2 separate regions of the Homo sapiens genome follow, and region 1 is linked to region 2. The links are chromatin contacts, found by Hi-C or POLR2A ChIA-PET in ENCODE. All regions are on one chromosome and are shown on one strand. The core of a region is the stretch at or near the end of the contact, and the rest is flanking DNA. Distances in the headings are between cores, read along the strand shown. Region 1 overlaps NFATC2 (nuclear factor of activated T cells 2). Region 2 overlaps ATP9A (ATPase phospholipid transporting 9A (putative)).

The links. A loop is a pair of places that touch in the nucleus more often than their neighbours do. ChIA-PET counts read pairs that join two places held with the same protein, here RNA polymerase II (POLR2A). Pooled maps may share reads with other maps.
Region 1: a map of ascending aorta shows a loop between it and region 2 (8-fold over the local background). The contact joins two enhancer-like sites. A Hi-C loop is called at or near these places in 3 of 168 maps with a recorded cell type or tissue (Caco-2, ascending aorta and endothelial cell of hepatic sinusoid), 3 of 37 single-sample maps with no recorded cell type and 15 of 50 pooled maps. POLR2A ChIA-PET finds 5 or more read pairs at or near these places in 11 of 52 experiments (BJ, Caco-2, OCI-LY7 and 7 more).

The regions. Positions count from the first base shown.
Region 1 is chr20:51,526,449-51,531,133 of GRCh38, reverse strand. The region is part of intron 1 of NFATC2 (nuclear factor of activated T cells 2); the gene reads left to right. Among named protein-coding and RNA genes, the nearest start is that of NFATC2, 14 kb to the left of the region's middle. Within about 2 kb of position 2,318, at least 7 of the 41 ENCODE cell types and tissues checked have a DNase peak (open chromatin) inside an H3K27ac peak, as active enhancers do; they include OCI-LY7, where a contact is called at or near this core.
Region 2 is chr20:51,592,490-51,597,398 of GRCh38, reverse strand. ATP9A (ATPase phospholipid transporting 9A (putative)) reads left to right here. Exons shown (of 28, transcript NM_006045.3): 28 at 1-885. Among named protein-coding and RNA genes, the nearest start is that of NFATC2, 52 kb to the right of the region's middle. Within about 2 kb of position 2,263, at least 9 of the 41 ENCODE cell types and tissues checked have a DNase peak (open chromatin) inside an H3K27ac peak, as active enhancers do; they include OCI-LY7, where a contact is called at or near this core.

The sequences.
Region 1 (4,685 bases), core at 1,069-3,568, 66 kb after region 2:
TTTTGGTTGCCACAACGGGGAGAGGGACAGGGCAGCTGCTATTGGCATCCAGTGGGTAGGTGGCTGTGAGGATCAAGTAATTTACTACATGTAATGTGCTTATAACAATGCCTAGCATGTAAGTTCTCAATATATTTTAGCTGCTTTTTCTGCATTATAATCATCTTCATAATAATTATTGATGTAAGACTCCTATCTGCCTCTAAGAACCTCAGAGTCTAGAGGGTAGACAGACGAGTGAATCCATAGATAGACTTCAATGTGGGACTCTGTGGGACCTGGGAGTGTAGAAGAGCTGCCTGATCCAGCCTGGGGAAACAGGGAGGGCCTCCAGGAGGGGGTGGCTCAGGTCAAGTCATGATGGATAAATAGTGGCTTGTTAGGAGATGTAAGGTCGGGAGGTATGGAAGGGAGTTCTGGGTAAGGGGAACAGCATGTGCGTGACATGGAGGTACAGAGGCCCTTGAGCAGCAACCTCTGAATCCCCCATCCCTGCTTCTATCTTCTTCCTCCCTTTGGTACTGATGCTTCGTATGCAGGCCAGGTACCTCCCATGGTAGGTGAAATGGATTTTAGGTGGTCCACCAGTGAGGACGTTGTATGTGCTAAGAACTATTTTTCAGCGCTATTTTCTCTTTGAACTAGTCAGAAGGAGTGGAGTTTCAGGCCAGGCATGGTGGCTAATGCCTGTAATCCCAGCACTTTGGCAGGCCGAGGTGGGCAGATCACTTGAGGTCAGGAGTTCGAGACTAGCCTGACCAACATGGTGAAACCCTGTCTCTACTGAAAACACAAAAAAATTAGCCGGGCATGGTAGTGGTCACCTGTAATCCCAGCTACTCAGGAGGCTGAGGCAGGAGAATCGCTTGAACCCGGGAGGCGGAGGTTGCAGTGAGTCGAGATCGCACCACTGTACTCCAGCCTGGCAACAGAGCAAGACTCTGTCTCAAAAAACAAAAAACAAACAAACAAAAAAGGAGTAGCGCTTCAGTGAGGTACTGCTGTACCATTGACACCTTTCTTTCTAACACTGGCTCCTCCCTTTCCCTGTTCCTAGGTCTTGACTTTCTGGGGTCTTGGAAATGTTCCATATTTTGATTATGTTGGTGGTAGCAAGAATGTATGACATTTGGCAAAACTCGTCAAACTCTATACTCAAAACACTGACATCTGTGTATATGAGTTATACCGCAGAAGCATTGGCGGGGGCGGGGCTGTATAAAGCCTCAGACTCAGAGCCTTTGCCCAGCCACTGTGTCTTGCTTGAATTTAGTAAGTTTTATTTTTATTGTATTTTTACCCTACCTTCTATTTATGGAGGTGACATTGATTTTCCATCTGCAGTAGTGGTGTAAAGTTTCCTTTTAAAATAAAAAAAAAATAAGTGAGTGAATTTAAATACTAGAAGTATTAAGTAAATACTTTTTGGTGGCACATGGATAGAGCAAAGATCGTGCAAGTGGTTAAAAAAAAAGCAAGCTTTTTGGAAATCCTCCTGAGAACATTTGGTGGTTCTGAGATGAAACTAACTTCACCCAGTGCCGTGCGGGCATCGTGATGACTGTAAGAAAGCCGCCTGTGAGCGTGGCAGTTGTTTAAGGAGAAATAGTGACGAATCTCAGCCACTGACTTAGAGAAATATTTTAATGATGTGCTATTTGTGAAATTTACTGTCAAATACCCAGGGGACTGAGAATTAAATGATTATTAATTATCTTCATATTCCCTGCTTGCTGGTAAACATTTAAAGTCTTGTCAAGAGGAAAAAAAAAAAACTGCCGCTTGGATTAATGAAAACCAATGTAAATGCTTTAAATACTTTTGCTCAGCACACTGGAGCTTTCTGTTTTTCAGAGCTCCTAGGGAGTGTGAGTGATGTGTGTTTTCAGGACTGCGTTTCTGTGGACTGTGCACATCAGCCCCAAGGGTGTGTTTCTGATAAGATACAGTGCAGTTCTTCTGATACGGCCGGAATTTTTGCTAAGAAACTTTTTGTGTTTTGTTTTTCTGGTTCGAAGGGCAGTGAATTCTCAGAATGTTGTCGGCCATGGGTTTGACATTCCTCTTTTCCTAGATTAAAACTCTGTGCTCTGTTACCTTCTAGGAAGGCGTGTGTGTGTGTATGTGCGAATTCAAATACACATTTACATTAAACTACAGCCTCACAAGAACTCCAGGCCTTACAGATGCTAGCTAGAAAAATCAAAGGATTTCAGAGCCAGAAGCCACCAAGGAAACTGATTCAGTTTAATGCTGTTCAGTTATAAATGAGAAGGTGTTGAGGCCTCCAGTGGGTGGGGGACTTTTCCAAAGTCACGCTGCTACTTAGTGGCGGAGCAGGACTGCACTCTTCATTTCCTGCTTCGTAAAACAGGGTTTCATTACTGTATATCATGCTATGTCACCTACCACCTATGAAATAAAATTAAAAATGTTTCTTTTGGGAGTTACATTTATTTTCTTACACAATTACACAAATCAAAGGAAGTCTCCTTTCTGCCATGCCACTGTCCTCCCATTCCTTAGTTCCCCTCCCTGGAGGATGTCACTATTACTTGTGACTTCCAGAGAAAGCCTGTGCATCCTTCAGCTGTGCGTGTACATCTGTCTGTGTGTGTACATATGTGTGTGTACATCTGTCTGTGCGTGTACATCTGTACATCTGTGTATATATGTGCAGGTGTAATCTGTATACATCTGTGTGTACATCTGTCTGTGTACATTGTGTGTACATCTCTCTGTGTTTGTGTACATCCTCTCACTTTTTATGCTGTGCACACTATACAGCTTGCTTTTCTCTAATACTAAATCTCAGTGGTCATTCCATGTCAATGCATAAAGAACTTCTTCAGGCCTTTTTGTAGCTATACTGTATCCCATCATATGAATGAGCCAGAATTAATTCATCCCCAATAGATGGGCTTTGGGTTGCTTCCAGTCTTTTGGGATTACAGTCAGGGTTGTAGTAATGAATCTTAAGCATACACAGGTCATTTTGCACAGGTGAGAGTATATCTGCAGGAAGAATTTTTTTTTTTTTTTTTTTTTGGGACAGGTTCTCATCCTGTCACCCAAGCTGGGAGGTGGTGGTACGATCATGGCTCACTACAGCCTTGATCCTCCCACCTCAGCTTCTCCAGTGGCTGGGACTACAGGTAGGTGCCACCATGCCCAGCTAATGAAAAAAAAATTTTTGTTTTAGAGATGGGGTCTCTACGTTGCCCAGGCTGGTCTTAAACTCCTGACCTCAAGCAATCTTCCTACCTCTGTCTCCCAAACGGTTGGGATTCCAGGTGTGAGCCACCATGACTGGCCCAGGATGAATTTCTAAAAGTAGCATTGCTTGGTTCCGAGGGCACATGTGGTTCCGGGGGCACGTGTGTTTGGAATTTTCATGGATATTACAAAATGACCCTCTCTAGAGTTATAGCCTTCTATCTTTTGGTTTGGATATTAGCATCTTTGAGTAATAGTTTATTCCAGGTAGACTTTTCTGAACTTGCCTCATTCATTCAGCCAACACATCCTTTCTGAGGGCCTGTTTAGTGGCAGGACCATTCCAAGTGCTTAGGGGCATGGCGGAGCAAGAGTCCTCATGGCATTTGCTGATTGGTGGGGGTGGATCTCGAGGTCGAGGGAAGGGCAGACTGGAGGTCGAGGGAAACGGAGCACTCCACAGTTCCTCAGTCGTTATGGTGAGATGTGCACAGAACACAGCAGGGGCCTGTGAGTGGGGCCTGAGCTAGTCAAGTGGTCAGGGGTCCTTCTAGAAGCATGCAGTACTTAAGCCCAGCTCATGGGCATGAATGGGCTTTAGTCCTGTGGAGAAGGGGGCCTGGCAGTGGGTAGGGGAGGAGCTGTTGAGGCAGGGGGAGCAGCAAGTACCAAGGTCCCGGGGCAGGAAGGAGCTTGATGCTTTTAAAAACTCCCCTTTGCCAGACACGGTTGTTCTCGTCTGTAATCACAACACTTTGGGAGGCTGAGGTGGGAGGATCACTTGAGCTCAGGAGTTGGAGACTAGCCTGGGCAACATAGTGAGACCTCCTGTCTACTAAAAATAAAAAAAAATTAGCTGAGCCCGGTGGTGTGCACTGGTAGTCCCAGCTACTTGGGAGGCTGAGGTGGGAGGATTGCTTGAGCCTGGGAGGTGGAGGCTGCAGTGAGCTATTATTGCGCCACAGCACTTCAACCTGGGCAGCTGAGTAAGACCTCAAAAACAAAACAAAAATCACCACACTCCCCTTTGGCTGGAGTTCAGAGAGAGGGAGGGGAGAGAGTGAATGCAGGCGAGGGTAGATGCACAGGCAGGGCCCAGCCAGGCTGCCTGGCGGGGGTCATTTATTTTTACCTAAGAGCTGTGGGGAGCCATTTTGGAAGTAGGGGTACCATATGGACCCTAAGAGATCAGCTTGGCTAAACTGGACAGTATTTCCTCTAGGATAGCCCAGAAAGGGAACAAGGAGGCTGAGGCTCACTGGGGTGGCCACCTGGGGTCCCCCAAAGCAGGAAGAGGGCTTGTTTCTGGCTGGCAGGCCCCGGACATGGTTCTTATATTTACTTATTCTCTCAGCCACTCGGCAAATGTTTATGGGGGCTTGCAAGTGCCAGGCCCTGTGGTAGGTGCTTGGCAGACAATGCTGGGCCACAGTGACACGGGCCCAACACTGACGGAGCTCTGGGTCGAG
Region 2 (4,909 bases), core at 1,014-3,513:
TTTATTTCTCCCCCTTCTTTTAATGTACAGCTTTTTTGCCACTTATATATACTTAAAATATTCCCATGAATTATGTCCAGTTCTTCTTGGAAAAAAATTTGGTTTTGAATGAACCTGCAAAGCATCCTGCAGCGTGAGCAGCTCCTCCACCTGGAGCTCCGAAGCATCTTCTCAGGCCAAAGCGGCATTACCCGTGAATCTGTCTTCTCCGCCACAGCATGGTTTGAGGCGCAGTCTGTTAATATAGCTGGGCCATGTCAGTGACTGTTGTGTTTGTGGGGTCAGGTGGGGGGCATGGTATTTGCAAAAAAAACAAATTATGGCTAATTTATTATTTTGTTGCAGTGGGGTTAACTGTAAACTCATGTAAGAGTCTGTGATTTCCTCATTGGTTGATCTCTCTCTCTGTAATCCTCATTGCAAATTTTCACCAGGACAGCGTTTTTTGATTAGAGGGGAGCTCTGGCACAGTATGCTTTAATTTAGCAGGAACTTCCAGATGATTTAAATTCTCGATGCTGTGATGACACACATATGATCTTTCGTGTTTCTGAGCGACTCTACTTTCATTGTTTGCCAGCGTGGCTCGTTGCTGTTGCCCAATAAAGCTTGTGTACGTTCTGCCTTGGGGGATTATTTTAATTTGTACAGAAACATGAATTCTGGTATCAAAATGAGGACTTTTTATTATAACGCTCCTATTTTTTCTTTATTTCATGGTACATGAAATGTAAAGAAAACTCTTTCCAGTTCAGAAAATTATTTTGATTTTGGCAAAAAAAACCCCAAATCAATGCATGTTATTTATTATTTTGTACTATTGTCCATCCCAGACGTGTCAGAATTTCAAAAGGTGATAGATATAAATGGAAAATAAGATGAAAACCATAAGCTTCATATTGTATTTCTATACACGGTCCTCGATGACTGGAATCTTTTTTTTTTTTTTTTATCGAGGGATGGAACATATAGGAACAGTCAGTTAAGTTTTAGGCAGAAAAAATTTTTAAGGCCCGGCGCAGTGGCTCATGTCTGTAATCCCAGCTTTGGGAGACCAAGGCAGGAGGATTGCTTGAGCCCAGAGTTTGAGACCAGCCTGGGTAACGTGGTGAAACTCATGTACAAAAAATACAAGAAAACGAGCTGGGTGTACTGGCTCAAGCCTGTGGTCCCAGCGACTTGGGAAGCTGAGGCGGAACAATCACCTGAGCCTCGGAGGTCGAGGCTGCAGTGAGTCGTGATTGTGCCACTGCACTCCTGCCTGGGCAACAGAGCAAGACTCCGTCTCAAAACAAAACAAAACAAAAAAAGCTTTTGTGTAGGAAGTAGTTGAAATCAATTGGGTGATTTTTGTCCCTTGGGGGACACGTGGCGGTATGAAGACCTTTTCAGTTGTTACAACTCGGGGAAGAGGAGTGCTACAAGCAAGAGATGCTGCCGAACACCCTGTGATTCACAGGGTGGCCCCCACAACAGAGCCCAAAGTGTCAAAAGTGCCAACATTGAGAAACCCTAATTATTTTTTTTCGAGGTGGAGTCTTGCCCTGTTATCTAGGCTGCAATGCAGTGGTGCAATCTTGGCTCACTGCAACCTCCGCCTCCCAGGTTCAGGCGATTCTCCTGCCTCAGCCTTCTGAGTAGCTGGGCCTGCCACCACGCCCGGTTAAGTTTTGTATCTTTAGTAGAGACGGGGTTTCACCATGTTGGCCAGGCTGGTCTCGAACTCCAGGCCTCAGGTGATCTGCCTGCCTCAGCCTCCCAAAGTGCTGGGATTACAGGCATGAGCCCATACGCCCAGCCAGAGAAACCCTAATTTAATTGGCACGTGTCAGCTGTACCATTTGTCTGTCTGTATTTGTAAAAGGGCCCGGAGGTATAAGCTCGTGTGTCTCAGGAAGCAAGTTATGCCTCCGCCTACTATACCAAATACTATACCAAATGGTGTAATTAGTGGCTGTCTGCAGTGTGAGCTGCTGGTTCCCTCTTTTTGGTTCTCAATGGAAAGGGCCATCCTCAGTATATAGATTAGAAAGATAATTGTAACTTAGTTGTGTTATCTCATGACAGCAGCAAAAGGAAGGTATGTGGTTTCAAAGGTAGGGACCGACCATGCTTTCCCTTAAACGTGTGCTATCCCTGCACGACCTTAAGCCTCTGCATTTGCCTGCAGTGAACTTCCGTCCATGTGCGGACACTCCTCCGCCGGAGCCGCTAGGGGGAACTTGAGGACTGAAAGACATTGCTGTTTCCTGTTTTCCACAACCAGCCGGACCCCACGTGCCCAACTGCCCTGAGTTTCAAGACTGTGCTTTCATAGCTTCAGAATTTATTTCATGGCCAGAGGCTCCGTGAAAAACAGACATTTCTTTTCATGTTGTTGACCAGAATATTTTGCTGGACTTAGTTAAAAAAAAAAAAAAGGAAAAAAAAAAGGCAGGGAGGGTGAGAGATGAATATTTATTTGCTCTTGGATATTTGCATTTTTGAATAATTGGCAAGTAGGAAGCTTTGCCAATTCACTGTTCAGTCTAATAAGGTTTTGAGACGAAATGTACCAACACCCCAAGTACTTTTAGTGTTTTTGTTATGAAACTTTTCAGGGTGACATGAAGCCCTGTGGTATTTGTGAGGAGGTCTATAAATGATGGATTTGCTCACCTCAAAATAGAACTGTAGTCGCTCCAAATTTTCCAGAAGTGGGAGCACAGTGACAGAATTCATTCAGGACTTGCTAATTTCCTACTTTAAATGGGTTACATAACAGAACCGGTCCCGCCTTCGCGCCTCTCAAAACTACCCATGAAGTGATGGTGAAATGTATCATTAAAAGCTAGAAATAGCTCTGCTAAACTCTGGGAAAAAGATGAATTTTTTTCTGATCTCCCTCTCCCCACCCCCCTTTTTTCACCCAAACATTGCATAATGTTAAAAAAGTCAAATCTTTCCGTGGGATTTAATTTCATTTTCCATGTGGCTGTGGTCGGAGGGGTAACTCAAGCACTTTGGGGGCTGGTGGATTTTTGGAGGATCACGCATTCCCGGATCAGTTTGCATCCAAAGCCTTAGCCGAGAAATACACCCAATCCTGGGGTTTCTCCCCATCCCTCCTGCCCCCCTTTTGTGGATGAGTTATCTATAACATAGCATCTTTTCAGAAAGCCTGCCTTCTTGCAGGAATGCCCAAACAAAGCCACCCTCCACTTTCCATGTTGACGTTTTGATTTTGAAATGGATTCCCCCTGAAATTTGGGGTAACTGAGTCACATGTGAAGTCATCGGCCCCACAACCTATGCTTGATACCAAGCCAGGGCTCATTTCTTAGAATTCAGCCAGCAGGTTCTGTTTGCTTACATTAAGAACTTGGTGTTCTAAGCCTGTGGTGTTTGTTTTCAAGAGATTTAAAAGAAATACATTTTTTTTCTTTGATCAGATCAGGTCCAGATAAGCCCAGGACTATTTTTTATTTCCTTTGAGAAAGATTGCAGAGTCCAGAAGGAATGGAAAAAGTGTTGGGGGATGGGTAGGAGATGTGCAGAATATGCTGACATTTTTATTCCTTCATTGATCAAATATTTGCTGAGCACTTCCTATGTGTTAGGCACTGTTCTTGGGGCTGGAGGCGTGGCAGGGAACCAGACAAGCGTAGTGTCTGCCCTCATAGTGATTACACTCTGTGTGTGTGTGTGTGTATGTGTGTGAAAGACAATAAACAGATTAAGACTAACATCAGGTGGAGAGAAAGCTTCCTAAGATAAAGCAGCCTAAGGGTTAGGCAGAGGATGACAACCAGGTAGGAATAAAGGTGGGGAAAGTGCTGGGAGTCAGAGATGGGCCCACTGGAGCAGAGGGCTGCAGGATGAGAAGGAGGGTGCTGTGCACCTCTGGACCCTGTAAGAGCAGAAGCTGGTAGTGATGCCCCCCAACCTATCCATGTGGGTGCCAGCCACACCGTCCCCCTCAATTTTCTCATGCCTTGTGGGGTTTTTTTTTTTAATCTCAAGGAAATTCTGCTTTCTATTCCATTAGTGGATTTAATGTAAAAAAAAAAGTTTTTAATGATTGGCCAATTCTATTCTCCAAGATCCCCAAGTAAATGGATTCTTTTTTTTTTTTTTTTTTTTGAGACAGAGTCTTGCATTGTCACCCAGGCTGGAGTGCAGTGGCACGATCTTGGGTCACTGCAACCTCTGCCTCCCAGGTTCAAGCAATTCTCCTGCTTCAACCTCCCGAGTAGCTGGGATTACAGGCACGTGCCACCACACCTGGCTAATTTTGGTATTTTTAGTAGAGGCGGGGTTTCACCATGTTGGCCAGGCTGGTCTCAAACTCCTGATCTCAAGTGATCTGCCTGCCTTGGCCTCCCGAAGTGTTGGAATTACAGGCATGAGCCACCGTGCCCAGCCAGTCAATGGATTCTTGAGGAGTCCCTTTGCTTTCTCCTTGGGCTGCCCCATGAGGGGTATGTTCTCTAGTCAGGGATGCCCAGGCCAGCCTAGCATACTGGGGGGAGGTTCATTTCTAACTTTGAACAATGGCTAAGGCCACAGGACCCTGGGCAAGTTTGCAAAGGCAGAGCGTCATTCAGAGAGATCTGGGGAAGTGACATTGTGGTTGCAGTGTGTGCAAAGGCCCCGGGGTAGGAAAGGCTGGGCATGTCGGAGGGGCACAGGGCTGGAGTGCTGAGACCGAGGGGGTGGGGCATGGAGGAGGTGAGGTCAGGGAGATAGGGAGGGCCTGCAGACCTTGGCATTCGGACTAAAGAGTCCGTTGCAGAACGAGCAAGCATTATTAAAGTTAGCCCTCTACACTGAACCATGTTCGAGGGCCCCTTTCACTCCTTCTCTTCTACCCCGCCTCACCGACCCTTTCCCACCTGTTCTCATTTCTGCGTCTATGTCCGAGGAGGCT